Regions from separate parts of the Homo sapiens genome. Here region 1 is linked to region 2. The links are chromatin loops, found by intact Hi-C in ENCODE. Cell type or tissue: OCI-LY7. All regions are shown on one strand. Each heading gives the region's core, and the rest is flanking DNA. Links, peaks and the distances in the headings are about the cores only. Region 1 holds the start of LOC124900459 (a long non-coding RNA gene). Region 2 overlaps PLCB1 (phospholipase C beta 1).

The links. Hi-C counts contacts between places; a loop is a spot of excess contacts. Peaks named below come from ENCODE experiments on the same cell type or tissue, not always from the same donor. Only the 100,000 strongest peaks of a DNase experiment are listed, where the experiment ranks them.
Region 1: it touches region 2 in a loop (2.4-fold over the local background); 2 of 110 quality-filtered maps call a loop at or near these places.

Annotation. Positions count from the first base shown.
Region 1 is chr20:8,392,166-8,409,363 of GRCh38, forward strand. All of the region lies in intron 3 of PLCB1 (phospholipase C beta 1), which reads left to right. LOC124900459 (a long non-coding RNA gene) reads left to right here and starts at 8,103. Exons shown (of 2, transcript XR_007067518.1): 1 at 8,103-14,209. In OCI-LY7, for the core only: CTCF peaks have their summits at 6,713 and 6,912; a DNase peak (open chromatin) is centred at 8,046; H3K4me3 peaks cover 2,648 bases; H3K27ac peaks cover 5,743 bases.
Region 2 is chr20:8,593,490-8,610,687 of GRCh38, forward strand. All of the region lies in intron 3 of PLCB1 (phospholipase C beta 1), which reads left to right. It overlaps LOC124904868 (a long non-coding RNA gene), which reads right to left and starts at 1,182. Exons shown (of 2, transcript XR_007067522.1): 1 at 1,017-1,182. In OCI-LY7, for the core only: no CTCF peak of the experiment used is centred there; DNase peaks (open chromatin) are centred at 8,182, 9,552 and 10,012; H3K4me3 peaks cover 2,211 bases; H3K27ac peaks cover 2,833 bases.

The DNA.
Region 1 (17,198 bases), core at 3,651-11,650, 200 kb before region 2:
TGAGAACTCCTCCCTCATGAATGTGATTAAGGTCCTTATAAAAGAGATTTCACTCAAGGTTCAGTCTTTTTTGCCCTTCCTCCTTGGCCCATCTGAGGACACAGCATTCGAAATGCCACCTTGAAACAGAGAGCATCCCTCACCAGACACGGAACCTGTCTACGCCTTGATTTTGAGCCTCCCAGCCTTCACATCTGTGGAAAATAAATTTCTGTAAATATTTCCCACCTGACAGATCTTTGCTTATAAATTGGCCGGTCTGTTTGTTATAGTAGCACACATAGACTAAGATACTAGTTTTTAATTTGGGTACTGCAGCTGATGGAATAACCTGGGTAGAGTCATACCATCTTTTAGGAATCTCACCTTCCTCATAAAAAATGAAAGAGACAAGCAGGATGATCCCTGGGGACTAAAGGTAATATTTGTATCCATCATGGAGCTATTGGGAGAACTAAATGATATACATCTCTCAAATGGATTTGCCAGCCATAATGTGTGATATAGTAATATCAATTTGTGAGTAAGTTGGGTAGAGTGGAAGGAACTTAGGAATGTATACCAGTTTATTCTGAGAAATTTGTGTTTTGTCTTCTTTGAATGGGAAATGGCTGAAAATTCTTAAATTCCTTCAATGTACCATAAAAAAGTGAAATCCTATATCACTGCCTTTGGATGTGATACATGACCCATAGTAGGTATTTTCGTAGATGAAAGAATTCCTATCTATGGCATTTATCTTATGTGAAAAGTGGCAATTAAGATAGTAACATATTTGCCACTTAACAGATATTTGTTAATGATGAAATAAAGTTTTCCGGAACTCCTGAAATTAATGTCCATAGAGATTTCAAGAAGATGGAATAACCTAACTAATTAGACAGTATGTTTGTTGGTGTTTAAAGGTGAGACAAGACCACTGAGATTAAAAGATCAGAAAATTCTCCTCACACACCTAATACATTTTCTCTATGCCACCTGGTACTTCTGTACTCAAATGCTGCTTGATTTTTATATTTATACCCAAGAATTACTGATTTCAGGTAAGAACAGAGGGCTTGAGAGAAGAATTTGCTCATCACTGCCTGCCATGAATGGGCATAGCTCTGTGAACAGTTATTGTATTTTTTTTTCCTCAGGTATATAGAATACTTTATCAAAACCAAAACTCACTGTTTCTCCAAGTGAGTTCCTTGGAATACTAATAGATGCTATAAAAATGTCATCTAGGTGTGGTGGCTCACATCTGTAATACCAGCACTTTGGAAGGCCGAAGCAGGAGGATTGCTTGAGGCCAGGAGTTTGAGACCCAAAGCCCTATCTCTTAAAAAAAATATAGGTGGATGCAGTGGTGCATGCCTGCCTATACTCCCAGCTACTCAGTATAGGCTGAGGCGGGAGGATTTCTTGAGTCCAGAGTTCAAGGCTGCAGTGAACTGTGATTGCACCACTGCACTCCGGCCTGGGTGACTGGTCAAATAAGTTTGGGAAATGCTAAGGGTTCCTTTATTGCAGGATTTCTCACAGCTTTTGATGTGTTGGACATGGGTTAGTGTCACTTCTTTCTTTTTTCTTTAACTATGGGTCTCTTGGTCACAAGCATCTCATAGGATTAATATAAATGTTCTAAAAGCCATTTATTATGAAGTTAACCACACTTAATAAACTAGAACACCAGTTTATGAGTGATGCTTGTCTTCACAGTAGTGCAGATCCTATTAAAGATGTTTAGAGAACAGGTTCTTAGGTGATCTAAACCAGAAAGGCCTTTTTCATATATCTTGATAATATTAATATAATGTTGAATTTTGTCTTGTATTATATTATGATGTTTTGAATTTTAAAGTTTACTATTTGCATTCTTCCCACCTAATTAATTTTTTTAATTTGAGACCTTATGACAGAAAACCATCAGCATTGCCCACATATTACTCAAAACACAAGAATTTCATTTATTCCCATAGCACCTGGAATCTATGCTGGCATTTAGACAAGCCTAATGCCTAGTGTACCACTAGAGTGAGATTCTCTGTCCACTCTTAACTATTTCTAGAGCCTATTTTTCTATGGTTTCACATCTTATGACTTATATAAAATTGGTACTACTTGGCCTTTGTGGAAGGATTTTAAGTCAAGGTAAACCTTGAATTGAGGTTAGATTAAAAGTGGTAGAACTTACTTAGGGAGCAATAACTTTTAATAGTCATAGTTTCTTTTCGGTTCCTGGTGTGTGTGTGCAGAAAGAAAGAAGTCTGATGATTCTCTGGTTCATGGGAGTTGACTTTTATGCCCTGAAAGTGAGGCTTTGCTTCTGTATCCTCACACTGGGGAACAGCAGTGGTTAAGAGGCTCCACCAGTATTACTCATGTGGTCACAATCAAGTTGCTTAACTTCATGTCTTGCTTTCTTCATCCATAAAATGAAGTTAATAGTACTATTTCTCAGGGTTATTGTGAGGACTAAAGGCCATAACATATATTTCATAATAGGGGATCTGTAAGTTGTAGTTACTGTTATCCTTAAAACTATAGGCCATTAGTGCATATGTTTAATAGGCTTGAAGCTGTGCCATTATTTGACAAGTTAAACTCTTGGTTGCATCATCCATATTCTCAATGTTTTTCTTTAGGTATTTGCATTTGCCATCTATAGTATATAGGCTTCTATCTGGCAAAGTTTTCACTTTTAATGGTATCTTTAACAATATTTTTCAAAAGCTTTGAGCATCACTCATATTTCAAAAATAGTAAGGTCATGTTAAACTTTTAAATTAAATCGTTTCTTCCTAGACTATTTCAAGATTTGTAATACCTGGTTAAAATTGTTTAGCAAACACAATTTTTCTTTCTATGAATGTTAATTAAAAATTAAATTTGACTCTCTTTAGTTGAAATTAGTCATTTTGTATCTGTGCATGAATTACATTTTCCTTGATTCTTATAGTACCTTAGTATAAATAAATTTAGTAAGAGTTTAAAAAGAAGTTTCCTTGGTTGAGGTACATACAAACAATATGGGAAATTGAACACCTATTGACTTTATTATTTTTGCCATAGATAAATCTCTACTGTCGAAAGCAGTAGTTAATGAGACATTTATTTTATTTTATGGGTCTCTGAAACATGCTTCTCTATTAATCAATTTGCTTGCAATTTTGTTTGAAGATTAAAGATTCTTTAGAAGGCATTGTCTACATATTATTACTTATGGATACCAGATGAAAATCTAAATAAAATTAATTTAAGATCTCTTATATTAGTTCTGTCCTACACATATACCAAAGAATGTGGAATGGCTGAATAAGGAAAATTAAATTTTAAGTTTACACAATTTTAAAGTCAATAATGCTTTCAAATAAATTATCTATACATAATATTGAAAAGGAATAGCTCTTAGAATATCTAAAATAAAAATAGATGATTGAGTGGGATATTTCACATGAGTTGGTGGTTTATAAAACTTTGAGAAAGTATGTTAAAGAATAAATTGTGTAAGTAATAGCGAACTAGACTCAGTATTTAATTTTATGCTTAGCTGCTCAAAATTTCATGGTTTGAGTTGAGAATTCTTAAGTCAAATAATTTATTTGAAGGATACTGTAGAGCATTTGAAATACTGTGAAGGTGTGACTAGAAATCTGTTTTTCCCATTTTAAAAAAAAAACAAATTGTTATTCTAGACTATAAAATATAGAAAGTCATAATAGATGGATACTCTTCTCTGTAAATATATTTTCCCCTGATACTTAACTGTACCATGTTATTCTAAATTATTCCTGGTAAATGCTTACAACTCTTCCAAGTGTCTGGAAACTCATCAAGCTTCTTTTAATCATGTCCCTCAAATATTCGGCTTGTAATTTACTAATATTCATGCCCTGTTTAGATTGTAAACAGAGAAACTACAAAGTTGTAACAGAAAAGTAATATATTGAGCTGAATCATGCCTTACTTTTGTAAGTTGAGCTTGTTTCTCTGGCAACAAGATGTTAGATAATAAATCATATATCTAAAACCATATAACTACAGAAGTGGGGAGCTGAAAGTTCAGAAGTATCATCTGACTGTGTTGATGGCATCTTTACCTCAATTAATAAGGTGTGGCAACGTTCACTCAAGGACAGAAATTCAATCTGTGGTGGATCCAAGGGGATTCAAAATATTTCTTTTAATCCAACCAAAACATATTGCTTTAATGGCATTAGTTGGTATTAGTTGCATGTGGCAAAAATTTCATGCACTATTAATCCTAGCACTACACTGCAACACTAGAATTATGTGTCCTTGGCCTTAAATAAATTATTCGGTTGTATGATTGAGAAGAGAAAAACCAATTATTTTAGAGGCCAGTCCTGAATTATTGCCTTAATAAAGGTTCAATTTCAAAAAAATGGGAAGTTGCTCAGTCCAGTTGAAAAACAAGGTGGGAAGAGTAACAGCAAGTGAGTCTTTAATTTTGTCAACATCTGATGCTACTGTTAACACAAAAAGTTGCTTTGAAAAAAATTCAACTAAATAAGTTGCCTTCGTGGTTTAGTAATTCCAGATATACACAATCGTCTGTTTATTTTCCCAAAGATCAAACTGTGTTCATCTATATATTTGCATACGTAACATATTAAAGTTTTCTCATCTAACATGACACTGTAAGCATGGCCATGATTCTAAATATTTTTAATATTTATCAGTTGTATAGCTGAATAATAATGCATTGATTGGAAATCATATTAACTACTTACTATTTACTTTTGAGTAGACAATTTCTGTTTTATTTTTGCTATTATAGGTAAATCTGAAGCAGATATCTCTTCTTCATTTGGCGTTTTTATTCTTTGGTAATGCCTCAAATTGTAATCCTAGCAGTGAGATTACAGATCCAAATAGATCTAATTCAATCCATTATCACAGGTTTCTTCCTCATTTCCTCTTCTTTCATGTATATCTGTTTTTGTATAGTGGCAATTTTGATTCCTTACTGCATTAATGTATTCACTTCTTTGTCATAGTCTACACAAAATAATTCTAGAATAAAAATACTGTTGCTACTAATACAAGTCCACTAGAGAAAATCCAACGTTTCTTTGCAATTATCTTTATTCCTTATTGTATGCTTCACTAAGAATATATACTCCAAGATTATTAAAATTATTTTCTATAGAGTTATATTATTAATTTGCTATACACTTAGATTTATATATTTATAGTTACGTTCAGTTTTAGAGATTAAAATGCTCTATTGCTTTTATCAATTTTACATTTGGAAAGTATAAAATATTCCTTTGCCTCAGCATTCAAAATTATATAAAGAAGAATGCTCAGGGAAGTCACTCTCATCCATATCCTTCCACCCTATTCCTACCCACCTTCTGGTTTTCCTTACCATGTTTCTGTTTACAAAAATAAGGAAACACACACACAAACCCATACCTAGCTACCCAGTCCTCTCATCTCATTTAATAAAAAGTCCATCTTTCCCCAGTGAATTGAGACACCAGTTTTTTCAAAATATATGTAAATTGCCTCAGTCTTTCTTACACAAAATGTAACATTCTATCTATGTGCTTTTATAGGTTGCCTGTTTTACTTAATATAACGTCAATACCTCTTCATATGGGTCATGGGAATCTTTTTCATTCTTTTGTACAGCTGCATATTGCTCCACTATATGGAGGTTCTGTAGTTTTTTCAGTCTTCTGTGAATGAGCATTTAGGTTGTTTCCATTATTTTTTATTATGCATAAGGCTACAATTTTTTTTTTAAATGCCTTCCTTTACATATGCAAAAGTTCAGTTTCAGGATAAATTCCTAGATTTGTTTGTTTTGCTAACATCTTCATAGACTTTTTCTTTGTTTAGATTTTACCATTTTCTACCCCCCTTGCAGTGTATTACAGAATCTTTATTCACACAGTCTCACCACAAAGTGTATTGTTAAGCTTGTTATTTTTGCCACTTTGACAGGAAATGTGATCAATACATTTTAACTTACCTTTTTCTTACCTATGCATGAAACTAAGCCTCCTTTCACATGTTTAAGGACCATGCATGTATATACATACATATATTTCTAAAACATATATAAATATGTATTTATACACACATATATGTCTTAATAAATATATGTCATATGTTTTAATATGTCATAATATATGTCTTAATATACATAAATATGTCTTAGTCACTTTGGACTTCTATAACAAATTATAAATATGTCTTAGTCACTTTGGGCTTCTGTAACAAATTACCATAGACTGGTGGCTGAAATAAAAACATTACCCACAGTTCTGGAGGCTGGGTAGTCCAAGGGCAAGGTGCCAGCAAATCTCATGTCTGCTGAGGGCCCACTTCTTGGTTTGCAGTTGGCTGCATTCTCATTGAGTCCTCACATAGGGGAAAGCAGAGAGAGGGAGAGTTGACTCTCTAGTCTCTTTTTCCAAAGACACTAATCCCATTTTGAGGGCTCCACCCTCATGGCCTAATCACTTCCCAAAGTCCCTACCTCCAACGCCCTATCACGTTGGGGTTTAAGCGTCCATATATGAATTTTGAAGGGAGACAAACATTCACTTAATAGCACAATGCTCATTTGCATAATTTGCACTTTTTTTTTTTCATCTGGTATTTCGTCCTTTTTTTCTCCCCTTGGTTTTTTTGAGCTCTTTATATATCAGGAGAATTAGCTCTCTATCGTACCCTAGAGGTGCAAAAATGTTCTCCCGGTTTATTTTTTCCCTTTTGATTTTGCTTTTGGTGTTTTTTTGTTGCTGTTGTTGATGTTGTTTCTGCCTTGTAAGTTTTTGTTTTTATTTTTATCTAGTCAATTTATCAATATTTTATCTTATTGCTTTTGGCATTTGAGTCACAGTTAGTAAGTCTTTATTCATGCCTAGTTTATAAAGAAAATTCACCTATAGCTTCTTTTTTTTTTTCTAGTATGACTTCGTGATTTTCCATTTAGATCTTGGAGCATCTTGGAGGTTTTTTTTGTTTGTTTGTCATGAGGTATGAACCCAATTTTATTTTTCTAACTTACCGTTCTTTTGTCCCAACACTATTTTTTTCAGACCATCTTTTGCCCTATCCTGGTATCTAGGTGTTCCAATAACATTTATTTAAAAGTCCAATTGTATATCTCTTTTTATTTGCAATCCAGTTGTGCCAACACCACTTATTTAAAAGTCTATCTTTTGTACTACTTATCAAAAAGTCCAACTTTTGTCTAGGTGAGTTAAAATACTTACCTTTTTCATATATAATGTTTCCTTCCATGTGTACCTGGATCTATTTCTGGAATATTTTTTACTATTTCATTGTTCAGTGTGTCTATTAATGCTTACTGAAATACTTTAAATTCAAGTTCTATAAGGGAAAAGTGGATTCTTATTCTAGAATAACAAAACAATTAGAAATTGGCATTTTTTACCAACCCATTATATCAAATATTACTCTCAATACTATTCTCTGCTTTCCAACAACCACCTCCCAAGAAAAAACTATTTTTCCCTAAGACAATTTTTGTTTGTTTCATATATTTTATGTAGGTAGAGAATGCCATTTTCTAGTTTTCAAAACTTTATTTTTTTTACTTTATTTTTTCAAATTCCTAGAAAATGACAAAATCATTACTAGTTAAACAATTAGCAATATCTTGTAGATTTACCCACAAAGTCCCGAAAATAAAAATAAGAAAAAAAACCTTTTGGTTATTCTGCCTTATAAACTTTCATTTTTAGAAATCCATGCCATCATATAAGTTGTTTGTTCTATAATTTCTGAGCTCATTTTATGTAAAAATAACTCCTGTGCATTATTCATGTTGACAGGCCCTTTAAATAGCCATAAAGCCTGTGGGAACAGATTAATGCTGCATCTGCCCTGTGCTTTTTAAGTCTATCATTTTTATGGAATGGAAATCTTGCATAATGTCAGAAGTTTTCTGACATTGTCAACTGCTTGTGGTGGCATAGGGAAGTACCTTAGCTGCACTATGTGGGTGACAATGTCATATTTCCTGATTGGATTTTTATCTGAGGAGGGTGAGAACTGTCAGTTTCACTTCCTCTTAGAAAGATATTTTAAGTTGAATAAGTTTTCCTTTAAGTGACTTGTCACAGGTGGCAACTGTCTGAGCCTGTGTATTCTATTCTTTGTGCCAGAATTTTCTTACCACTGATTACCAGGCACATAATCACTCTTGCCATTTATGACCTTTGGGAAATGAAAATTAAAATGTTATTAGTCCATGTGGGTAGCAGTGGAATTGGTCTGATGTAATGTTTTTAAATTGTTTTTATTTTTTGAAATAAATGATTTTTACATCTACTAAAAAGTAAATTACAACTATTAAAGGTTATCTTATTAAAAAGTATTTCCCCTTCTCCATTTCTTCTGTTCCCTTCCCCTGAGGCAAGGATTCATAGTACTGCAGTTTCTTGTTTTCGTTTCCCAGAAAACCTGTAAATGATGACATGCTATCAAATGCTATTTAAACTTAGCAATTTGTTGCAGAAATTATGCCGTGTCAGCACAAATACAAGTCCTCATTCTTTTTCTAGAGGTTGTAGAGTATTATTTCATTTTATAGATGTGCCATAATTTATGTACTTAGTCATTTGTTAATAGGCATTTTATTGTTTCCGGTTTTTTGCTGCCTCAAACAATGCTTTGATGTGTATATATATGTATATATAAAATATCATCTTTGGGCACAATACAGGTATATTCGAATTTCCTGTTGGTGAAATTGCTAAGTCCAAATATATGTGCATTTTTAATTATGAAATGCATTGCCAAATGGCTCAGCGAAGAGATTATATAAATTAATCAATTACACTTCCACCAACAACAATCAAGATTACCTGTTTCTTCATACTCTTGCCAACACCATGTTTGATTGAATTTTTTTGATCTTTGAAATGTTATAGATGAAAAATTGGGAGCTCTTTATTACTTAAATTTGAATTTCTTCTACTGTGAGTGGAGAGGAAACTTTTCATATTGTGTTGTTTGTATTTCTAACCATATCCTTTGCCCATTTTCCAATATATAGTTCTTCTCACTGTTTCGTAAGATATTTTGATATATTAAGAGCTATCATATACTGGAAATATGATCTCCAGCTTTTAATTTTAATTTGACCTTGTAGAATTATTGCCTTCCAGAATTATGTTTTGTAGTCAAATTTATTAGTCCCTTTTTAAAAACTGTACTTCCAAACAGAGCACCGCTTGGAATAACTATTCTAAAATAATAAAGATTATTTTGTGATTTCTTCCAGTGTTTTTATGATTTTAATTTTTATGGTTGTATCTTTGAGCTATCTGGACCTTATTTTATGACAGTGACAAAGGAATCTTTATTAGTCAGGATTAAAGTAGTCCATGATAACAAACAACTCCCAAATGTCAGTGGAATAACACATCAAAAATACATCTCTTGCTCAAACCATCTGCTGAAGGTCTGCAAAAACATTCCAAGATAGCTATCCTCAGTGATCTAGGGATGTTTCTGTCTTGAGCTCAACCATCTCAGCAAGAGGCCTTGCATTTGCTGTGGCAGGAGAAAACAGCTAGAGAATCAAAGAGGATTCCTCAATGCCTCAGCCTAGAAGTGACATGCATCCCTTCTGCTTATTGACCATGTCCAAGTCACATGGCCCAGCCCAATTCAAGGAGGCTGGGACATACAGATTCCAGTATGCCCAGGGGTGAAAGGAGAACCAGTGATTAGTGAGCTCATAATGTTTACCATAATATCTATTTTATGTTACTCTAGATGGCTGCCAGGTCATCTAACATTACTTATTGCATAACCTATTTTTTTCTCATTGATTTGGAATGCTATCTTGGTTATACACTGAAAGCTTCTGTATCTTTCCATTTTCCCCTGAGATCATTGACTTTTCTATATATTTTTAGACTAGTAATAAAATGTTTTAATTATTGTGGCTTTACAATATATATTACTTGGTATAGTCCTGCTTTATCAAGTTTTATTTACATTTATATTAATTTTCATTTGAATTTCAGAATCAATTTATATTGTTCTCCTAAAAACCATGTGTATTTTTTATTGGTATTTCTTTAAGTGATGAGATTAATGTTATAACACTTTATGTCTTTAGCATACTACTTTTATGCAAGCAGAAAATATGTCTTCATTTATATTCAGGTTGTCTTTTGTATTCCTTAGTAATGTTTTAAGGTCTTTATCATATAGATCTTACAGTTAAAGTTAAGCTTCCGCTGAGTGTTACATCACTTTGATGTTTTAAGTGGAGCTTTTATTTACATTTCTAACCACCTTTTATTAAATAAAAGGAAACTAATTTTTGACATAATATTATGTATCCATGTACTTCACCGAATCTTTTAAAAAATAGTTTCCAGGCCGGGCGTGGTGGCTCATGTCTGTAATCCCAGCACTTTGGGAGGCCGAGGCAGGCGGATCACAAGGTCGGGAGATGGAGACCAGCCTGGCTAACATGGTGAAATCCCGTCCCTACTAAAAATACAAAAAAAAAAAAAAAAATTAGCCAGGCGTGGTGGTGGGCGCCTGTAGTCCTAGCTACTCGGGAGGCTGAGGCAGGAGAATGGAGTGAACCTGGGAGGCGGAGCTTGCAGTCAGCCGAGATCGTGCCACTGCACTCCAGCCTGGGCAACAGAGCAAGACTCCATCTCAAAAAAATAAAAAAAAAATTTAAAAAAAGTTTTCATTTGATTTTTTTCATTTTAACTCATACTCTCTGTAACAATTACAGTGTCACCTCCTTATTTCTAAATTTTATATCTATTTTTGTCTTTGAATTTAAGTTTATGTATTTTGATGACTTGGTAAAATTCTCATCCCTTTGCAGTTGGGCAAAAATTAATCAGTGTTGTATATGATATCATTTTATTAGATTCTAAACTCTTTGTGAGTTAGAACTATTTAATTAAATAAAAATAGTTGACATCTCTTATAGGAAAATCACTGTGTGAAGTCCCAAATGATATAAAAAAAGAAATAAAACATAGTTCTTATGCTCATGATTCTTACCTTTGAAACCCTCCCTCCTCAGCCCCACAAAGCCAGGCACAGTGGCTCATGACTGTAATCCTAAGGCTTTGAGGGGCTGAGGATGGGAGGATTACTTGAGCCCAGGAGTTCAAGGCTTCCATGAGCTATGATCGCACCACAGCACTCCTGTCTGGGTCAATGAAGCAAGACTGTGTCTCAAAAACCAACCAAACAAAAAACAACAGGGAGTGTCCAAAGGCTGTAATACAAGGTCAAATGTAGTAAATGATGTAATTGGGAATCGTAAGAAGTGTTTGGAAATATTAGATTTTAATTTGCCCAGTGGTGCCGTAGGTTGGAATGGAGGGAATGCAGGAAGATGGGCAAGGCTTCACAGAGAAGGAAGCATTTAAGTGATATGTTGATGTTCAGAAACAAGATAGCATGTGAGCAGGGTGTAGTGACACGTACCTGTAGTCCCAGCTACTTGGAAGCCTGAAGCAGGAGGATCACTTGAGCCCAGGAAGTTGAGGCTTCAGTGAGCTCTGATAGTGCCACTGCAAGACAGATTGTGGATTGCAGAAATGGCCATTGCATTCCTCAGGGGAAAATCTATACTCATTTTTAAAGCTTAATTTTTTTCAGCATCTAGAATAGGTGCACCCATGAACATTCAGTATCTTCAGGAGACTAACCATATGGGAATGGTTTACTAGTAACTCATTTGTACTTGAGTATCCATTATATTGGAAACTAGGACCATTTCTTTCTCATTAATTGAGAGTCATGATTTGTCTATAATGTCCTTTATGATGCAGAATTTATCTGATACTTTGAGTTAAATCAGGCTTGCTTTTTGGCTCATAAGTATTTATGTATAGACAGAAATTGTGGCTTTTATCTATTTTTATTAAGTAAAATTGTGACTGATTTTATAGCAATTAAGATGAATTTTTCTTTGCAGACAAATTTTATTGAAGGAATATTGACAATCAACTTTCATTGAAAGCAATGGGTTTTGTGATTTCATGGAATAAATGCTCTGTTCTAAGAGTTAACTGACCTATGTTTTTGTTTCAGGGTTTTGGCTAAATAGCTGCACATCTGTAGCACAAAGCCATTTTTCCTCAGTTTCCTATTGTGTAGAAAAAACATTTGGGATCACAAAATTCCTAGGTTCCTTCCATTCTGAAAATTTTTACACTAATTCCAACTTTGCCTTGAATGTCTAATGATTTGCATTTCTCTATGTAAAGCACATCTCCTGGCACCGAACTGAAAATGAGATTAGAAAACACCTAGTAGAGAGGATAAAAGGTACAAGTCCTAAGCTTATTTTGCATTCCCCTTCTTCCTTTTTTCTCCCCTGAGAAGCAGGATGTCAAGCTCCTTGGAAAACTAATATTTCAAAGGAAATATCAATTTGCAACTGAAGTATGGGATTGAATGATTTCATTGTCTCAAAATGATATGGTGGTGAGGGTAACATTCTATAATTTAAATATTCAAAGTTTTGAAAATGTACAGATTCTTTTAGTAATTCTTCCCCAGAAATACTAGTATTTACTAGTAGTATTTTTTAAAAGCAAGTCTTCTTTGCAAGATATAATCAGTATTGAATCCATAAAACAGAATATTTTGGAAGTATGGCTTTAACACCATGGCATAATTATAGCTGATTATGACCAGAGTTTTGAATTCAAGTAACATTAACACACCACAATTATTGAAGTTGTATGTATCCAGATTAGCAAAATGAGCAATATTTTTCTCTCAACCCTTAATTCCTACATGTTAGTCCTATTTCCTCTGATATTTTCAGGAGTCCTCTTTGCTTTCAGTAGGTATTCAAATGATGACTCTTTCAGTTCTCCATATAGAAGACAGAAATTAGTCTTATTCTCAAGCTCTAACAAACCTTCCCAAAACCCAGTGACATAAAACAATAAACATTTGTTATTGCTAATGAGTTTGCAGGTCAGCTGAGTGGTTCTGGGTTCATGTATGTGTCTGTGGTCAGCTGTGGGTTGATGAAGTGGCTCTGCTGATTTGGGCTGGGGTCTCTCACATGTTTCGAGGTCATCTGGCTCTAGACTAGTCTAGAGTTGTCCCTACTCATCTCCGCGTGTTTTGTTCAGCTCTCCCTTAAAATCAGCACTCTTCTGGTTTCTCCACCCTGGGGATATCCTCACAGTGAAAGCAGAACAGTAAGAGACAGAGTGGAAACACACAAGGCCTCTTGAGGCCTAGACTTGGAACAGGCACTCCATCAATTACGCCACATGCTTTCGCCCAAAGCAAGTCTCAAGGTCAAGCCAGTTTTCCCCCGATTTAGCAGTAGGGAAATAGAAGGAGCTACAGTCATGTTGCAAAAGGATGTGGATACAGGGAAGGTGAAGAATTGTGGCCACTTTTGCAATCAATCTACCCCACTTTCCTTCTGAGAAGCTGGTTGTTTCCAGTGAAATCAAAGCCAGCTGAAACCTGGACAATCAAGTAGCCAAAAACCTTCCCTGTTAGACTTCAGCATATTGAATTTGGCTTGTACCAATTTACAGAGCCAGTTGTTAAACACAGCTATTAAACTACATAAACTTCAATCTAAATACATTATATTGAAAAAAGATGATCATGTTAATACTGTCACTTCCTACTTTTTATTATTATCCATGTTCTCAAAGTTATTTATAATCATTATATCCAAATGGTAGGAATGCTATATAATGATGCTACTGACATCTCTGCCCAAATCTGTGCTCAGTGACACCATGTTGATAGATTGAAATTGGCCATGAGAGTATTTACACAAGATAAATTGACAAACACTACTAATTAGGGCTTTTTTTCTTCCTTTTTTTTTTTGATAGCTGCTTGTTAACATTTACCAGCCCATCATTGCCTGTATGTGTGATGGAGGATTTGAAGGCCCAAGTCAAGTCATTCCTGCATTTTATAGCATGAGTTACAGATTTACTTTATTGACTTTTATGTGTTCTATGGCTTTGATGGAAGAAGGAAAATATGTGGATAGAGTAATTGAAGAAACGAAATTGCTTAAAGCTACATTTTAAAATCAGTAATGACCATAGTGATAAAAGCTGTTTCTCTCTTTCTTTAGTAAACTTTACTGGATGTAATGAAAACAAATTTATTCAACTTACTAGTGTCAGTGTACAAGAATAACCTTAAGGAAAAATGGAAGAACATGCAGGTAATGTTTTAAATTACAGCTTCAGTCATTAAAATATGGCATATGCATTCAGGCAAAAATTGTCTTGTGTTAAGTGTTTTCAACACATAATAATTTCAAGATGAAATTATTGTGAATTGAAAAGCAACAAAAGGAAAGTGAGGTTCACTATCTTCTATCTCCTTGCTAATGGAGGCCAGAACTTATTTAGTTTTGTGAGTCAGATGAGTTGAAATTTGCCTTCCAGTATTCCAAGGCAGCAAAAGGTCATTCCATCTACATAAGAGCCTGTCGAGCAGAGAGCCCTTTTCATAAAGAAAATTCATTGAAGAAGCACTAGAAAATGAATATAATGCAAAGAGTAAGGCTGTTCAAATTCTATTATTCAGTTTTACCAGTATTACAGTAAATTCCCAGAAAAAACAAGAATTATAGTGATTTTATGTGAGGGATCAACTTACCTGGGCTCTTTCTGGCTTTTTAAAATCCGTTTATTGGGGGTATTTTAATGAATTGTTAGAATGTGGTATTGGACAGTGGGAACTTATAATGAATATTTGAGATGTGGTGTTTCAGAGTAGGAAAAATGAGACTGCTAAGTAAGTAAAGAATCAGGATTCTATTTATAAGCCCCTGACAATCCAAAGAAGATTGTTTTAACTTTCAGTGTAACTTCTGAGGCTACACAGCCCATTGCCTCCTGATATTTTAACTGTTACACATAACCAAGGGAGGAAAGCTAGAATGAATCATGTGATACTAAAATGAGACATGCATAGCTTAATTTAACAAATGGATAAATTTGAAAATAAAATTTTTTTTAATGTGAGCAAATAAGAAATCTTTCATACAGAATAGTCCCAAGTAACTTATGTGGTTAATGCACCCTTGATAGGCTGGAAAAAAACTCCCCAGCCTTTAAATCACAGATAACGAGTATCTTCCAAAGAGTACAATATGGAAAAAGGGAAAAAGAGTAACTTTCTCAGTGGAGAAACCTGACAAACACTCTGTATTAGTCCATTTTCACATTGCTGATAAAGACACACCCAAAACTTGGAACAAAAAGAGGTTTAATTGGACTTACAGTTCTACATGGCTGGGGAGGCCTCAGAATTATGCAGGAGGCAAAAGGAACTTCTTACATGGTGGCGGCAAGAGAAAAATGAGGAAGAAGCAAAAGCGGAAACCCCTGATAAACTCGTCAGATCTCTTAAGACTTATTCGCTATCACGAGAATAGCATGGGAAAGACAGGCCCCCATGATTCAGTGATCTTCCCTTGGGTCCCTTCCACAATATGTGGGAATTCTGAGAGATACAAATCAGGTTGAGATTTGGGTGGGGACACAGCCAAACCAAATCACACTCCCTCAGCCGGTGATCAGGTCAACATTTTCAGTATTAAGTCATGTTGCTGGTTTGTAACCTTGGTGTGATGTAATAATGACATTATCTGCTGGTCTTCTTCCCCAGAACCGAAAATTCCAGTCTAATCATGAGAAAATCATCAGACAAATCCAGATTAAGGGATATTTTGCAAAATACCTGAGCAGGATTCCTTAAAACAGTCAAGGTTTTCAAAAACAAGGAAAGTCTGAGAAAACTCGTGGTATAGGGGAACGTAAGAAGGCATGATGAGTAAATGCAATGTGGTATCCTAAATGGGATCCTGGAACAAGGAAAGGACACTAGGTCAAAACTAAGGAAATATGAATAGAATATGGACATTAGTTTTTTAAAAATATCAATATTGGTTGATTGACTGTGACAAATATATCATACTAATGTAAGATATTAACAACAGCAGAAACAGTTTCCCCTGTTGTAGAAGGTATAGATAGGAGTATTCTGTCTATTCTCTTTGCAACTTTTCTGTAAATCTATTTATAGACATCTAAAATAGTTGCTGTAGTAGGGCATGGTGGTGTGAACCTATAGTCCCAGCTAATCATGAAGCTGAGGTGGGAAGATTACCGGGGGCCAGGAGTTCAAGGCTGCAGTACATGAGGATCACACCTGTGAATAGCCACTGCACCACTCCAGCAGCCTGGGCAAGACCCCTTCTTAAAAAAAGGAAAAAAGAAAGAAAAGGAAAGAAAGAAAGAAAAAGGAAAAATGAAATAGGTACTGTAAAACTGTTCTGAATTGGAAGTTTTTTTTAAAAAAAAAAATCAGATTATGGCGACATAAATATTAGACATCCCTTAGCAAATTCTCTGATATTTTAAATCAGATGCATGGGACATACTGTAAATTTGTAGATAGCTGAATGCAACACATATTTAATACAATGATTCTTAACTCTGGATAGCTTTACACCTTTAAGCATATTAGCATTTTTGTCTGAGTAGCTGAAATCACACTGTAAAAAAAGTCAACTGTGTTAGGGTCTATTTCTAGCTGTGCCACTGCCCAGCTGTGGCATCTGAAACAAATTACTTCATCTCACATTCGGCAGCCTTTCTGCCCACGCCACAAATATAGTGCTGTGTGTTCAGGACACTTAAGAAGTCATGTAACAGTAATAATTTTTTTTTATTGCTAATAGCTATGTAATCTTATCAAGGTCTATTTGAATAAAGGGCTCTACAATCCAAAATATAGTTGATTTACTATCAAATAAATTTAATTTTCAGTATTTTACATGGTATTCAACATTGTAATTTAAACATTTCGTTTAGAAACAAGTAGCATTTCTGTGGGTTAGAGACTGATTTGGAGAGACCACATCCACATTCACTTACCATGTGTTCCCAACTAAATTAGCTGAAGATGCAAAAACCCAGTGGACATAAAGTCAGGGCTAAGGGAGAGAAAGTGTGTATTATCTAGGCTTTACCTGGGTAAGGAAAGGGCTTTTCTGTGATGGCATGCAACTGCCTATGACATTCTTTCTACAAGTAGGGTCTTGATGGAATTAAAGACCATAACTCGAACTTGCTATGCTACAAGCCTTTTCTATGGGGGACTATATTCCCATTCCACATAAACAACATTAGCAATCAGGG
Region 2 (17,198 bases), core at 5,726-13,725:
AGCCCCATGTAGGCTTTTATTCCCAGTTACATTTTTGCCCACAAAATGAAAATTATAAATTTTTGAAGTCCTTAGTATAATACCAATGATAATCTGACATTGTTTCTACTGAAAATAAACATTACTGTTATTGGCATTTTACTTTTGTTTTTATTAGATTTTTTATTTTTATTTTTTTAATGGGGTGAGGGAGGTGTCTTTATAAGTAACAGTGATAGTAATTTTGCAATACTAATTTTGATAACTAAGAATGTATCATTTTATATACCAGGAATTTTATGGACTTTGCCTTGCATGTTTTGTGACATTTTTTCGGGGAAGATTCTATTATCAGGAGGAAACTGAGGCTTACTTTCTGCAAAGACACAGCCCTGACATTTAAGCCCAAATCTGTGTTATTTTATTTTATTTTAGAGGCAGAATCTTGCTCTGTTACCCAGGCTAGAATGCAGTGGTACAAACATAGCTCACTGCAGCCTCAACCTCCTGGGCTCAAGTGATCCTCCACCCTCAGCCTCCTAAGTAGCTGAGAGTAGAGCTGTGCACCACCATTCCCAGTTAATTTAATTTTTTGTTATAGACAGGGTCTTGCTATATTGCCCACGCTGGTCTTGAACACCCTGCCTCAAGCAATACTTCTGGCCTCAAGCAATCCTCCACCTCAACCTCCCGAAGTGCTAGGACTACAGGCATGAACCCTCATGCCTAGCCCAGATCCATGTTATTTTAGGACATCAGTTTATAGCTTCTGTTTGATGTATTCTAAACTCGACCGAAAATAAAACTCTCTTGAGAAACTTGTTGCCCTCCTGAAAATTCTGTCTGGAATGGGACTTAGCAATAGGATTTTTAAGTTTGGTCCATGGTGTTCCTGGGCTACTCCACCACGCTACAATACATTGCCTTCAATCAGGGCTTCTCAAACACTCATGTGCTTGCAAGTCATTGGGGATCTGGTTAAAATGCAGAACCTGATGAAGTAGGTTAGGGGCGGTCCTGAGATTCTGCATCCCTACCTAGTTCCCAGGAGATGTGATGCTTCTGGTCCACAAACCACATTTTGAGTAGCCACTTAGTGCCTGGTAACTTAAGTTTTCTGAGAGCAAAGTTCTGAGAGCACTGTTGATTCTCCACTCATTGTAGTGTCTTTTTGCACATTGACTTGCAAAAGCTCCTTAGTATATCTTTGAGGAAACCAAAAAAAAAAAAGCACTTTTAAGACAATGACATCAATATGAACTCAGTGCTTTAAGTGCATTTTATAAATAGCACAGCAGATAAATCACCTCTTTTAGAAAGAAAATATTTAACCAAGTGTACCTTGTCTCCATTAGACACTAAGCACATCTCTAATTCATTCTTAGATAACAGAGTTCCTTACCCAAATTAGGTGTTTAAAAAGGCATTTCTTAAAGGAATAAATCATTTTACAAACTTTTGAATTGTTTTTAAATTTTGCATCCCATATTCTAACACCGAGGTGCCTTTTTAAAGATGCATCTGTGAATTTTCATTCAAAAGTATATATAGACTACATAACATATGCATCTTAGGTGTAATACAAAGACATAGAATATTTAAAGGCAATTAATATGTCTATACAAAATATTTATTTATTTTTTTATTATACTTTAAGTTTTAGGGTACATGTGCACATTGTGCAGGTTAGTTACATATGTATACATGTGCCATGCTGGTACGCTGCACCCACTAACTTGTCATCTAGCATTAGGTATATCTCCCAGTGCTATCCCTCCCCCCTCCCCCCACCCCACAACAGTCCCCAGAGTGTGATATTCCGCTTCCTGTGTCCATGTGATCTCATTGTTCAATTCCCACCTATGAGCGAGAATATGCGGTGTTTGGTTTTTTGTTCTTGCGATAGTTTACTGAGAATGATGATTTCCAATTTCATCCATGTCCCTACAAAGGACATGAACTCATCATTTTTTATGGCTGCATAGTATTCCATGGTGTATATGTGCCACATTTTCTTAATCCAGTCTATCATTGTTGGACATTTGGGTTGGTTCCAAGTCTTTGCTATTGTGAATAATGCCACAATAAACATACGTGTGCATGTGTCTTTATAGCAGCATGATTTATAGTCCTTTGGGTATATACCCAGTAATGGGATGGCTGGGTCAAATGGTATTTCTAGTTCTAGATCCCTGAGGAGTCGCCACACTGACTTCCACAACGGTTGAACTAGTTTACAGTCCCACCAACAGTGTAAAAGTGTTCCTATTTCTCCACATCCTCTCCAGCACCTGTTGTTCCCTGACTTTTTAATGATTGCCATTCTAACTGGTGTGAGATGGTATCTCATTGTGGTTTTGATTTGCATTTCTCTGATGGCCAGTGATGATGAGCATTTTTTCATGTGTTTTTTGGCTGCATAAATGTCTTCTTTTGAGAAGTGTCTGTTCATGTCCTTCGCCCACTTTTTGATGGGGTTGTTTGTTTTTTTCTTGTAAATTTGTTTGAGTTCATTGTAGATTCTGGATATTAGCCCTGTGTCAGATGAGTAGGTTGCGAAAATTTTCTCCCATTTTGTAGGTTGCCTGTTCACACTGATGGTAGTTTCTTTTGCTGTGCAGAAGCTCTTTAGTTTAATTAGATCCCATTTGTCAATTTTGTCTTTTGTTGCCATTGCTTTTGGTGTTTTGGACATGAAGTCCTTGCCCATGCCTATATCCCGAATGGTAATGCCTAGGTTTTCTTCTAGGGTTTTATGGTTTTAGGTCTAACGTTTAAGTCTTTAATCCATCTTGAATTGATTTTTGTATAAGGTGTAAGAAAGGGATCCAGTTTCAGCTTTCTACATATGGCTAGCCAGTTTTCCCAGCACCATTTATTAAATAGGGAATCCTTTCCCCATTGCTTGTTTTTCTCAGGTTTGTCAAAGATCAGATAGTTGTAGATATGCGGCGTTATTTCTGAGGGCTCTGTTCTGTTCCATTGATCTATATCTCTGTTTTGGTACCAGTACCATGCTGTTTTGGTTACTGTAGCCTTGTAGTATAGTTTGAAGTCAGGTAGTGTGATGCCTCCAGCTTCGTTCTTTTGGCTTAGGATTGCCTTGGCGATGCGGGCTCTTTTTTTGGTTCCATATGAACTTTAAAGTAGTTTTTTCCAATTCTGTGAAGAAAGTCATTGGTAGCTTTATGGGGATGGCATTGAATCTGTAAATTACCTTGGGCAGTATGGCCATTTTCATGATATTGATTCTTCCTACCCATGAGCATGGAATGTTCTTCCATTTGTTTGTATCCTCTTTTATTTCCTTGAGCAGTGGTTTGTAGTTCTCCTTGAAGAGGTCCTTCACATCCCTTGTAAGTTGGATTCCTAGGTATTTTATTCTCTTTGAAGCAATTGTGAATGGGAGTTCACTCATGATTTGGCTCTCTGTTTGTCTGTTGTTGGTGTATAAGAATGCTTGTGATTTTTGCACGTTGATTTTGTATCCTGAGACTTTGCTGAAGTTGCTTATCAGCTTAAGGAGATTTTGGGCTGAGACAATGGGGTTTTCTAGATATACAGTCATGTCGTCTGCGAACAGGGACAATTTGACTTCCTCTTTTCCTAATTGAATACCCTTTATTTCCTTCTCCTGCCTAATTGCCCTGGCCAGAACTTCCAACACTATGTTGAATAGGAGTGGTGAGAGAGGGCATCCCTGTCTTGTGCCAGTTTTCAAAGGGAATGCTTCCAGTTTTTGCCCATTTAGTATGATATTGGCTGTGGGTTTGTCATAGATAGCTCTTATTATTTTGAAATACGTCCCATCAATACCTAATTTATTGAGAGTTTTTAGCATGAAGGGTTGTTGAATTTTGTCAAAGGCCTTTTCTGCATCTATTGAGATAATCATGTGGTTTTTGTCTTTGGCTCTGTTTATATGCTGGATTACATTTATTGATTTGCGTATATTGAACCAGCCTTGCATCCCAGGGATGAAGCCCACTTGATCATGGTGGATAAGCTTTTTGATGTGCTGCTGGATTCATTTTGCCAGTATTTTATTGAGGATTTTTGCATCAATGTTCATCAAGGATATTGGTCTAAAATTCTCTTTTTTGGTTGTGTCTCTGCCCGGCTTTGGTATTAGAATGATGCTAGCCTCATAAAATGAGTTAGGGAGGATTCCCTCTTTTTCTATTGATTGGAATAGTTTCAGAAGGAATGGTACCAGTTCCTCCTTGTACCTCTGGTAGAATTCGGCTGTGAATCCATCTGGTCCTGGACTCTTTTTGGTTGGTAAACTATTGATTATTGCCACAATTTCAGCTCCTGTTATTGGTCTATTCAGAGATTCAACTTCTTCCTGGTTTAGTCTTGGGAGAGTGTATGTGTCGAGGAATTTATCCATTTCTTCTAGATTTTCTAGTTTATTTGCATAGAGGTGTTTGTAGTATTCTCTGATGGTAGTTTGTATTTCTGTGGGATCGGTGGTGATATCCCCTTTATCATTTTTTATTGTGTCTATTTGATTCTTCTCTTTTTCTTTATTAGTCTTGCTAGCGGTCTATCAATTTTGTTGATCCTTTCAAAAAACCAGCTCCTGGATTCATTAATTTTTTGAAGGGTTTTTTGTGTCTCTATTTCCTTCAGTTCTGCTCTGATTTTAGTTATTTCTTGCCTTCTGCTAGCTTTTGAATGTGTTTGCTCTTGCTTTTCTAGTTCTTTTAATTGTGATGTTAGGGTGTCAATTTTGGATCTTTCCTGCTTTCTCTTGTGGGCATTTAGTGCTATAAATTTCCCTCTACACACTGCTTTGAATGCATCCCAGAGATTCTGGTATGTTGTGTCTTTGTTCTCGTTGGTTTCAAAGAACATCTTTATTTCTGCCTTCATTTCGTCATGTATCCAGTAGTCATTCAGGAGCAGGTTGTTCAGTTTCCATGTAGTTGAGCGGTTTTGAGTGAGATTCTTAATTCTGAGTTCTAGTTTGATTGCACTGTGGTCTGAGAGATAGTTTGTTATAATCTCTGTTCTTTTACATTTGCTGAGGAGAGCTTTACTTCCAAGTATGTGGTCAATTTTGGAATAGGTGTGGTGTGGTGCTGAAAAAAATGTATATTCTGTTGATTTGGCGTGGAGACTTCTGTAGATGTCTATTAGGTCCGCTTGGTGCAGAGCTGAGTTCAATTCCTGGGTATCCTTGTTGACTTTCTGTCTCGTTGATCTGTCTAATGTTGACAGTGGGGTGTTAAAGTCTCCCATTATTAATGTGTGGGAGTCTAAGTCTCTTTGTAGGTCACTCAGGACTTGCTTTATGAATCTGGGTGCTCCTGTATTGGGTGCATATATATTTAGGATAGTTAGCTCTTCTTGTTTAATTGATCCCTTTACCATTATGTAATGGCCTTCTTTGTCTCTTTTGATCTTTGTTGGTTTAAAGTCTGTTTTATCAGAGGCTAGGATTGCAACCCCTGCCTTTTTTTGTTTTCCATGGCTTGGTAGATCTTCCTCCATCCTTTTATTTTGAGCCTATGTGTGTCTCTGCACGTGAGATGGGTTTCCTGAATACAGCACACTGATGGGTCTTGACTCTTTATCCAATTTGCCAGTCTGTGTCTTTTAATTGGAGCATTTAGTCCATTTACATTTAAAGTTAATATTGTTATGTGTGAATTTGATCCTGTCATTATGATGTTAGCTCGTTATTTTGCTCGTTAGTTGATGCAGTTTCTTCCTAGTCTCGATGGTCTTTACATTTTGGCATGATTTTGCAGCAGCTGGTACCGGTTGTTCCTTTCCATGTTTAGCGCTTCCTTCAGGAGCTCTTTTAGGGCAGGCCTGGTGGTGACAAAATCTCTCAGCATTTGCTTGTCTGTAAAGTATTTTATTTCTCCTTCACTTATGAAGCTTAGTTTGGCTGGATATGAAATTCTGGGTTGAAAATTCTTTTCTTTAAGAATGTTGAATATTGGCCCCCACTCTCTTCTGGCTTGTAGGGTTTCTGCTGAGAGATCCGCTGATAGTCTGATAGGCTTCCCTTTGAGGGTAACCCGACCTTTCTCTCTGGCTGCCCTTAACATTTTTTCCTTCATTTCAACTTTGGTGAATCTGACAATTGTGTGTCTTGGAGTTGCTCTTCTCGAGGAGTATCTTTGTGGCGTTCTCTGTATTTCCTGAATCTGAACGTTGGCCTGCCTTGCTAGATTGGGGAAGTTCTCCTGGATAATATCCTGCAGAGTGTTTTCCAACTTGGTTCCATTCTCCCCATCACTTTCAGGTACACCAATCAGACGGAGATTTGGTCTTTTCACATAGTCCCATATTTCTTGGAGGCTTTGCTCATTTCTTTTTATTCTTTTTTCTCTAAACTTCCCTTCTCGCTTCATTTCATTCATTTCATCTTCCATCACTGATACCCTTTCTTCCAGTTGATCGCATCGGCTCCTGAGGCTTCTGCATTCTTCATGTAGTTCTCGAGCCTTGGTTTTCAGCTCCATCAGCTCCTTTAAGCACTTCTCTGTATTGGTTATTCTAGTTATACATTCTTCTAAATTTTTTTCAAAGTTTTCAACTTCTTTGCCTTTGGTTTGAATGTCCTCCCGTAGCTCAGAGTAATTTGATCGTCTGAAGCCTTCTTCTCTCAGCTCGTCAAAGTCATTCTCCATCCAGCTTTGTTCCGTTGCTGGTGAGGAACTGCGTTCCTTTGGAGGAGGAGAGGCGCTCTGCGTTTTAGAGTTTCCCGTTTTTCTGTTCTGTTTTTTCCCCATCTTTGTGGTTTTATCTACTTTTGGTCTTTGATGATGGTGATGTACAGATGGGTTTTTGGTGTGGATGTCCTTTCTGTTTGTTAGTTTTCCTTCTAACAGACAGGACCCTCAGCTACAGGTCAGTTGGAATACCCTGCCGTGTGAGGTGTCAGTGTGCCCCTGCTGGGGGGTGCCTCCCAGTTAGGCTGCTCGGGGGTCAGGGGTCAGGGACCCACTTGAGGAGGCAGTCTGCCCGTTCTCAGATCTCCAGCTGCGTGCTGGGAGAACCACTGCTCTCTTCAAAGCTCTCAGACAGGGACATTTAAGTCTGCAGAGGTTACTGCTGTCTTTTTGTTTGTCTGTGCCCTGCCCCCAGAGGTGGAGCCTACAGAGGCAGGCAGGCCTCCTTGAGCTGTGGTGGGCTCCACCCAGTTCGCGCTTCCCGGCTGCTTTGTTTACCTAAGCAAGCCTGGGCAATGGCGGGCGCCCCTCCCCCAGCCTCGCTGCCGCCTTGCAGTTTGATCTCAGACTGCTGTGCTAGCAACCAGCGAGACTCCGTGGGCGTAGGACCCTCCGAGCCAGGTAAGGGATGTAATCTCCTGGTGCGCCGTTTTTTAAGCCCGTTGGAAAAGCGCAGTATTCGGGTGGGAGTGACCCGATTTTCCAGGTGCCGTCTGTCACCCCTTTCTTTGACTCAGAAAGGGAACTCCCTGACCCCTTGCGCTTCCCAAGTGAGGCAATGCCTCGCCCTGCTTCAGCTCGCGCACGGTGCGCGCACCCACTGACCTGCGCCCACTGTCTGGCACTCCCTAGTGAGATGAACCCGGTACCTCAGATGGAAATGCAGAAATCACCCGTCTTCTGCGTCGCTCACGCTGGGAGCTGTAGACCGGAGCTGTTCCTATTCGGCCATCTTGGCTCCTCCCCCTGTCTATACAAAATATAAGGAGCAAAAGAAGACTGTTAAGAGGCTAAAAATAACCTAAACATGCCAAAGAAGTAGAGAGAAAATTGAGGGTGTTTTTAACATTTATTTTAAGTTCAGGGGTATATGCGCAGGTTTGTTACATAGGTAAACTTGTGTCATGGGGGTTTGTTAATACAGATGATTTCATCTCCGAGGTATTAAGCCTAGTACCCATTAGTTATTTTTCTTGATCCTCTTTCTCCTCCCACCCTGCACCCTCTGATAGGTCCCAGTGTGTGTTGTTTCCCTCTATGTGTCTATGTGTTCTCATTATTTAGCTCCCACTTATAAGTGAGAACGTGTGAGTTGGTTTTTAATTTATTTCCCTGACTTGTGATACCCATTGTGAAAATGTATATTATGGGTTTAAAAATAATAATGGTAATAACAGAAATGTTAAAAGCTAACATTTCTTGAGCACTTTCTATGTGCTAATTTGTACTGATCACTGACTGAGCCCTTGTGTAGATGAGGAAGTGGAAGAGTTGAGTGACTGCCCCCACTAGCATGGCTGTGATGTGCAAAGCCAGGACTCACCCAGGTTATTCATTCCTAAACTAGAACACCTCTGAGCAAGTTTTCTTTGCACTTGAGTAAAGCAGATGGATTAATGTTTGCTAGAAAGCTACCAGACATTGATAGAGAGCCAAGTTTGCAATGGAAAATTTGTCTAAACCTGCTAGTGTTAACTGGTATGATCTCCCCTTGTTTTGAGACCAGGCTTGTTCTGGAAGTGTTGCGGCTGTTTTCTTCTACAGCTCTATCAATCCCTTCCTCTTTCCCTCCCTTGCAGCACCAACACCTTCACCATCATCACCCTTTTATCTCTTAGGTCTTGATGGCTTCCACATTTTAGGATATCTGATGGTCCTCCAATGTCACTTAATGTATTTTCCATTGGGCAGCATCTTCTCTAGCCTCAGATAAGAATTAAAGTTCTCTCATGAGACTAGTTTGAAAAGCTGAACCTATGAGACAAAGTATAATTTTCCAATACCCATAATGATGGATATTCTAAATAAAGAAGAGTATATGACACCAACACCAAGTTTTTTTTTTAATCAAAAGCAAGGTTGACTCTTGGTATTCCTAGAATAGAGGCTTTTATAACAGACCTTAAACTGCCTTAATTTAAAGCAGGTGTATAAAATACAAAATGGTATTTAAAGAGGTGTAGAGATATTAATTAAAATAGGCTTGCTGAAATGCCAGGGATATCATCACTTCTGAAAATTGAATTAAGCCCTGAATGTCAATGGTGAATTAACATGAATAGACTTATCTATCCCTGTCCAAATATATTTTATCCACAAGCTGTGTAATACACGATGATTAACCAGAGGTTACAGATTCTAGCTGAAACCCAATCAAATTCTTCAGAATCCTAATTGAGGAATGCATTCAGGTCAAAGAATATTAACAGAAAAGCCTCTGTCATTTAAAGGGCAAGCAGAGTGAGTGCTTAAAAGTGTTCAAAATTTTGCTTAATTGTTCTCTTCTTGAGCTATTGTTCTTGATGATTTAGAAAACCTGTGTGCTGCAAGTTTAACTGCTTTAATTACAGTGATGTCAAATACATAGGCCTTTCTATTTAAAGGGATTTTAATTTCTGTGGCTTATGAAAGAGAAACTGAAAGCATAGTTAAAAGTGAATATGTTAGTTGAGAAAGTTCCTGTTCTTACCAAGCAATAAAATTTTCCTAAATGGATGTTTGAAGGAGAGCTGGTGTTCAGAGGTGTGGTTCAGTTGAAGCTCCTCTGGTAGAAGCCCAGCATTTTGTCTGTCTAGTTTTTTTGTCCTTAGCATTGCTTACTTTTGTAAAGCCCCAGATATATATAACTCATTGTTAAAGTATCACATGGTTTGTACAGCAGGATGATTTGCATTATATGAAGGACACCGAAACACAGAAAATGAAAGGTCTACGGTGTATGACAAACAGGACAAATGCTCTAGCAAAAATAAATTCTACTTTCTCTCAAAATTAGCATACTTGTTATTTAAAGAAATGTGCCAGAAGAGAAATACAAGATTTTCTTTTCTTTTTTCTCATTGACTTTAACTCTCTCTGAATGGCACCTATAACTAAAAATACATCTCGGGAATCAAGTAACCCTCTTTTATATACATCCCTCTAAATCTATGGCTAAGTTCAATGTTTAAGGTTGTCAAAGTGGCTCCCATCCAAAATCGGGTTAACATTTGCACTTTGCCTAAAGTGGGACTCCTAGATAAAATTCAAACGACCTTTCTGGTAATCCCAGCGTGTGGGTTTTAGCATCACCAGCTGGCTCCAAATGGGCCACTGCTCTCTCTACAAAGAGGAGGGAGCCTTCAACACAGGGGCCATGCTTGTCCATTCAACTGTGTCTAAATTCACAGATCAGTGTTTCTCTCAGTCCCTAGACCAGCAACATCAGCATCCCTTGGGAACTTGTTAGAAATGCAGAGTCTCAGGCCTTGCCTCACCGAATCAGCACCTCTGGGGTTGGACCTAGCAATGTGTGTTTTAACAAATCCTCCAGGTAATTCTGATGCACACCTAAGTTTGAGAACCACTTTTGTAAATGTGTGTTTCAACTTGACACTAACCAATAATTCTACCACTTAACATTAACAGCTTTCAATTTTATGATCCTTTGTGTTGGACAGGTCAAAGTGGGTGATTTCAACTGCTTAATGGGTACAGAATTTTATTTTGGGGTGTTAATAATATTTTGGAACTAGATAGAGGTGGTGGTTGCACAACCTTGTGAATGTACTAAATGCCACTGGATTCTTCACTTTAACAATGAGTACTATTGGCCGGGTGTGGTGGCTCACGCCTGTGATCCCAGCACTTTGGAAGGCTGAGGTAGGTGTATCACATGAGGCCAGGAGTTTGAGATCAACCTGGCCAACATGGCGAAACTCTGTCTCTATTGAAAACACAAAAATTAGCTAGGTATGGTGGCATGTGCCTGTAATCCTAGCTACTTGGGTGGCTGAGGCATGAGAATCCCCTGAACCCGGGAAGTGGAGGTTGCAGTGAGCCAAGATCATACCACTGCACTCCAGCCTGAGTAACAGAGTGAGGCCCTGTCTCAAAAAAAAAAAAAAAAAAAAAAAAAAGGTTACTTTGATATTTTATGTTATGTAAATTTCACCTTGTTTTTAAAAATATGTAATATAAATGAAACTCAAGTGTTTTAGATATGCCAGTCTAAAGAAATCTGCAAATTAAACAATTTCCAATTCTTAATCATTCTTATTTTGAGTACATCCTAATTCTTTTTTTACACATATGATATGATGCATTCTAATTATACAATTACTAAGGTTTCCCAAGTAAACATATAAAACAGAGTATCTGTAAAGCTGTGATTTGAGTGCTTTTCATGGAAAGTTTCTCATTAGAATTTCTTGATCAGCCAAACAACAGTTTTCAACTACAAGCAAAACAAGGGAAAGCATTATTTGGTTGTCTGTCATTGCTAGGGTGAAGACTATAAAAGAGGCAGGAAGAGTAAAAACCAGGCTTTTAAAATTAAATTTCAGGCAATATCTTATAGTACCTCCACCCTCATGTTGGGCAATTCAAGAGGTCTATTCACATTGCATTGTATGAATAGAATTTTATTTCTTTTGAAATGTAATATAGAATATTTTATTTTATAATATGATCTGAGGATGCCTCCTGGAATTGTGCAACACAAAGGTCTTGGGTGTTGTCCTTTCTGGGTAGAGGGTTTGTTAGCTACTGAATATATTTGTTATAAATATCACTGGGGATTTTTTTAAGTAAATTTATTTTTTAAAAAACCCTAATCCTATGAAGTTTCACTAAATGTAAAAAACATAAATCAATTAAGGCTTGAAGTAACATTTTATTTTACTGTATAACCCTGTAATCCCACACACACACATCTATTATAGACATAATACATTACTATATAGAATACTGGAAAATATCGTAAAATACATTAAAAAAACAATTTCCCTTACTCTCAGAACTGAGAAGTAAAATCTGTTGTATCTTGTGAGAGTATATATGTATGTGTGAACACATATCACACATATATAGAGTACAGTTAATAACAAACAGCATATTCCATTTTAAAACCTATTTTCCCTTACCATATCAGATTTTTTTTCTTAACGAGAAATATTCTTCTACAATATCAATATCATTTGAAGGCCATATAGTATTTCCACTTATAGACGTAGTTCACTTGATTAATTTTGAATTCCCCTTAATTGAACACACTTAATACTTCATTTTTCTTTAAAATATAACAACCTTACCCCTATATTTTGTGCTTTTGCTGATTACTTGTCAAATATATTTATTTGTGGTATCTCTTTTTATACTAGAAACATCAACCTCTTTGTCAAATTGTTCTTCCAGTTTATTGTATTTTTGTTAATTTTGATTTTAACATGTATTTTATGTTTGGTGTTTTCTTTTTTTTTTTTTTTTTTAAAGAAAAAAGCTCTCATTCTTTTTTAAAAAATAGATTCAGGGTATATGTGCAGATTTGTTACATGGACAAGTTTCATAATGCTGAGGTTTAGGCTTCTAGTGTACCCACCACCCAAAAAGTGAATATCATATCCAATAGGTAATTTTTCAACGTTCACTCTCCTCTCATCCTCCCCACATGAGGAGTCCCCAGTGTCTATTATTGTCATCTTTCTGTCCATGTGTACCCATGGTTTAGCTCTCGCTTGTAAGTGAGAACATGTGGTATATGATTTTCTGTTTCTGAGTTATTTCTTTTAGGATAATGGCCTCCAGCTTCATCCATTTCATCCATTTTACTGCACAAGACATGATTTCATTCTTTTCATGGCTGTGTAGTATTCCACAGTGCACATATAGTACATTTTCTTTATTCAGTTATCCATTGATGGGCACTTGGCTTGATTCCATGACTTTGCTATTGTAAACATTTTATGTTCAGTGTTCTCTTTCATAGTGTTGCCTTCCTATTCCAATATTATGTACAAATTTTCCTATAGTTTCATCATCATGGTTTTGTTGTTTACATTTAACGCTTTATTTGAACATCAATGTGATCTGTGAGATAGTAAAAAGACCTAAGTCAATTTTTCCAAACAGTTAAAACATGTTTTTATCATTTATTAAATAACACAGTACTTTCTCCATGGATTTGCAAAATAAGATTATCCAACCAGGAGCATAAACAGAGCAAGTTATTTAACCTCTCTGTGCCTTCATTTCCTCCTCTAAAAGAAGAAAGCCAGTAACAGCATCTCCCTCAAAAAACTGATAAAAAAAAATCCACAAGGTGCCTGACACGGAATAAACTTCATCAATATTATATGACAACCACTAGTATGATTACAATTATTATTAGTGCCCTAATGCTACCACTAGTATGATTACAATTATTATTAGTGCCCTATCTACCCAACTCAATATGCTAGTGTCTTTTTTAGGATATTTACAATTATATTTGTAAGTGAGATGGCCTATGTTGTCTGTGCTTACATCAATTCTGTCAGGCTTTGAATGAGGGACTTGATGGCTTCATAAAATTAAAAAGTTCTGCATCTGTTTATTTTATTACTAAATGTAGAATTTATCCTTGTTGTGATAGATTGACAGAATTTCTCTCAAACCTTTATGAGCCCTAAACATTTCTTTAAAACAACACTTGGAAAAGTATTTCAAGGTCTTTCTTAATTTTTGATCTGTTGTTAAAAATTTCCCTTTCTTTTGGATCAGTTTTGGTAATTGCTACAATTCTAGAATGAATTGTTGGGGAGCATGCCTAAAAGTAGACACCAATAAGGGAGTTGCTCTAACAGTTTAGGCAGGAGATGGTTCCCAATTCTAAATCCATAGCTTTCCCTAATATCGGGCTTGATAAATAACAACACAGTACCCCCCATTTATAATGCCAAAACCAGGGAATTCTCCTGAATTTCTTTCTTTCCCTTAGCACCATTTACCACAGTCCCACATCCCATTCCTCAGCCAGGCCTGTTGCCTCCATATCCAAATTACATCCAACGCATCCACTTCTCTCCATCTCCATAGACCTCACATTAGTCCAACCTCCATGAAATAGACTCAGTTGAAATAGCATCTTAATTGGCTTCCTGCCTCCAGTTTTGCACATTGGCAGACAAAGTGATCTTCCAAAAATATAAATTAAATCATTTCACTCCCCTGCATTAAACCTAATGGACTTCTTTTGTGTTTCAAATAGAAATCTAAACTCCATCCCTCTAAGAGCCCTTGTGACTTGGATTAGAATTTGCCCTTTGCCCCAACCACCTCATCACAGATCACTGTGCCGCTCTCTTGCTATGTTCCAGCCTCTCTGGACTCTGTGTTCCTGGAGCAAGCCAATCCGTTCCCACCCCAAGGTATCAGCACCTCCTGGAACTTTCTTCTCTTCTCCAGACTTTGGTGTAGCCCCTTTTTCTTTTATCTAATGTTCCTACCCCAATCCACTCATTATTTTACCTTACCCCATTTTATTTTCATCATTGACTTCTTCTCTGAAATGTTCTTGTTCATTACAGTTGTGTGTTTATTGCTCTTCTACCTGTAAGCATTATATGCATTATTTACATGTGCCTGACACATGTTTTGCCTTCATTAAATATGTATTGCATGAATGAGTGAGTGAATGAATGGATATAGTCAGAATGATTTTAAAAATGAATAGACTGAGGAATTTAAGAATTAGAATTTTTAAAAGTTAGATATAAAAATGATCCCCCAAACTGATATGAGGTAATGCTTATGTTAAATAGCTTGATTTAGCCATTCCACAGTGAATACATGTATCAAGACATCATGTTGTACACCATATATATATACAATTTTTACTCGTCCAACAATTTTTTTAATGACTAGAATATACAGGGAGCTGGGAGTGTGTGCTCTATCTCTATGTACTTGGGTGTGATTACAGGATGTGTAAAATGTAGAGATCATCAAGTTGTGTACTTAAAATTAATGCATTCTGTGCTCTTTAATGCATGCATGTTATTTCTTTAAAAAATAAAACCATAAATACATGTTTAAAATAGCCAGAGAGAGCACAAAATTTAAATAATATGTGTAACTTAAAAGCTTCCATTTTTACATAGTCTAGGACCTAATATCACAGGCAAATTTAAAATTTCTTTGAAAATGAGCTTTGGGATTCTGTAAAGATTTGGGGCTCTACCATGTGGTTGATAAACAAAATTACTCTCTTTACTCAAGGACCTAAATGGACTTTAAAATGAGCTGGAAATCAACTCTGGCTTCAAGGAAAAGGGTATACCCACAGGGCAAACTTGTTTTGCCTCAAAACATACTTTATCATGTAACGTCCCATTCCTCACCCAAATTAGATAGCCTTACATTATCATGTGACATCTGTTAAATAACTCAAATAAGAAAATAGTTCCTGATATTTAGATAAGGATACTTAGATTTATAGGGTATTTTCCTGCATAAGACACTAATGACTTTTATAAAATGTTTCATAAATGTGTTTTGTGAAAACACAAATATGAGTCAGCTGGCATAGCAACATGCACAGTGTAGCAACTCAAACATTTTCTGAATAAATAAATGAAGGAATGAGGATAAGAAATAAAAATATTAGAGGTAATTATTTGGGTTCCAGATAGAGCTTTATTTTAATTATAGTTTCTTAAATTTGAATGAATTCACTATTTTACCATAATCAGAAGACTGCAGCAATCATCAATTGCACAACAGTGATGGCCTCTGTAATTTGGCACTATTAGCTCCTGAAATGTATTGAGATGTATAAATATAAGCATCTTAATCTTTTCAATATACCCTAGCAAACTGGCCCTAGCATCCCTAGGGCTTTCGGAGCTAAGGGGAAGTTAAATGCCCTTCTCTTATTCCCTGCCAAAATAAGAAAAACTTTATTGATTTGAAAGTGTTAATTTCCTCCAACTTTTCATATATGCAGTAGGCATGTCAACAGAGCAAAAATAGTCTTAGCTATTGGAAATGAGGCTACAGATTTTATTAGGTTGGTGCAAAAGTAATTGCGGTTTTTGTCATTACTTTCAATGGCAGAAGCTGCAATTACTTTTACATCAACCTAATAGATTGACTTATGTCATAACTATACATTTCCCAAAAATACAAGACATGGTTCAAACATTAATATTTGTGACTTAGAGCATCAGAATGAGGAGATTAAAAGTTTGAAAATGCTCCAGCACTTGGATGAGGCAAGAATAGTGAGGTACAGTTTAAGAGAGTTAAGAATTAAAAGTCTTTATGCCAAGCTAAATGTGTCCTTCAAAAGCTGTGCATGTTATGACTGCTGGCTCCAACGCATCTATCTAGTCAGTCTCTGCTATTTTAACCATCTTTTTTCTCTTCAATTTACCACCTATTATTAGGCCAAGAAAACTTGAGCATCTGTCAAGAGTAAAAATATTTTGAAGTTTTCTTCAAACACACTGAATTCCATGATTTACACATGGTTCTTTTTTTAAGAGATGGGAGTCGTGCTGTGTCAACCAGGCTTAAGTGCAGTGGTGCGATCATAGTTCACTGAAATCTCAATCTCCTGGGCTCAAGCAATCCTCCTGCCTCGGCCCACTATGTAGGTGGTCAGCCACCTACAGGTGTCAGCCACCATGGCCAGCTTCATACATGTGTTCTGAAGCAACTTTTTTGAAAGCATGGTATACACATCACAAAGGGTGCACAGGTACTTTAGGGTGAATATCTGTATTTGCACACCAATAAATTAACCCTTCTAATGTAAACAATTCAGTGGTTTTTAGTATATTTAGTATATTCATAGATGTAAAATGAGCATCAGTATATAATTTTGGAATGTTTTCATCACTCCAAAAAGAAACCCCCTACCCATTAATAAGCATTCTTCCCTCCTTCCTCTTCCCAGACCCTGGTAACCATTTACCTTTCTGTCTCTATGTGTTTAACTATTCTAGAAATTTCATATAAATGGAATCATATAAAATTATGTTGGTGCAAAAGTAATTGATGTTTTTGCTTGTGAAAGTAATGGCCAAAACTGCAATCACTTTTGCACCAACCTAATACCTGGTATGTAGTGACTGGCTTCTTTCACTTAGCATAATGTTTTCAAGGTTAATCCATGTTGTAGCATATAACAGTACTTCATTGCTGTTAATTGTCAAATATTACTCAATTGCATGTATATACCATATTTGATTTTCCATTCATCAGTTGATAGACATTTGGATTGTTTTTATTTTTTGGCTATTATGAAAAATGCTGCTATGAACTTTCAGGTATAAGCTTTTGTGTGGACATGTTTTCATTTCTCGTAGGTATATACCTAAGAATGTAATTGCTGGGTCATATGATGGCTGTGTTTAACATCTTAAGGAGTTGCAAACTGTTTTCCAAATTGGCTATGACATTTTACCTTCCCACCAGCAGTTTATTTGATAAATTCCTTTCAGATAGAATTCATAAATATTTTCTCCCATTCTCTTTGTTGTCTTTTTACCTTCTTGATAGTGTCCT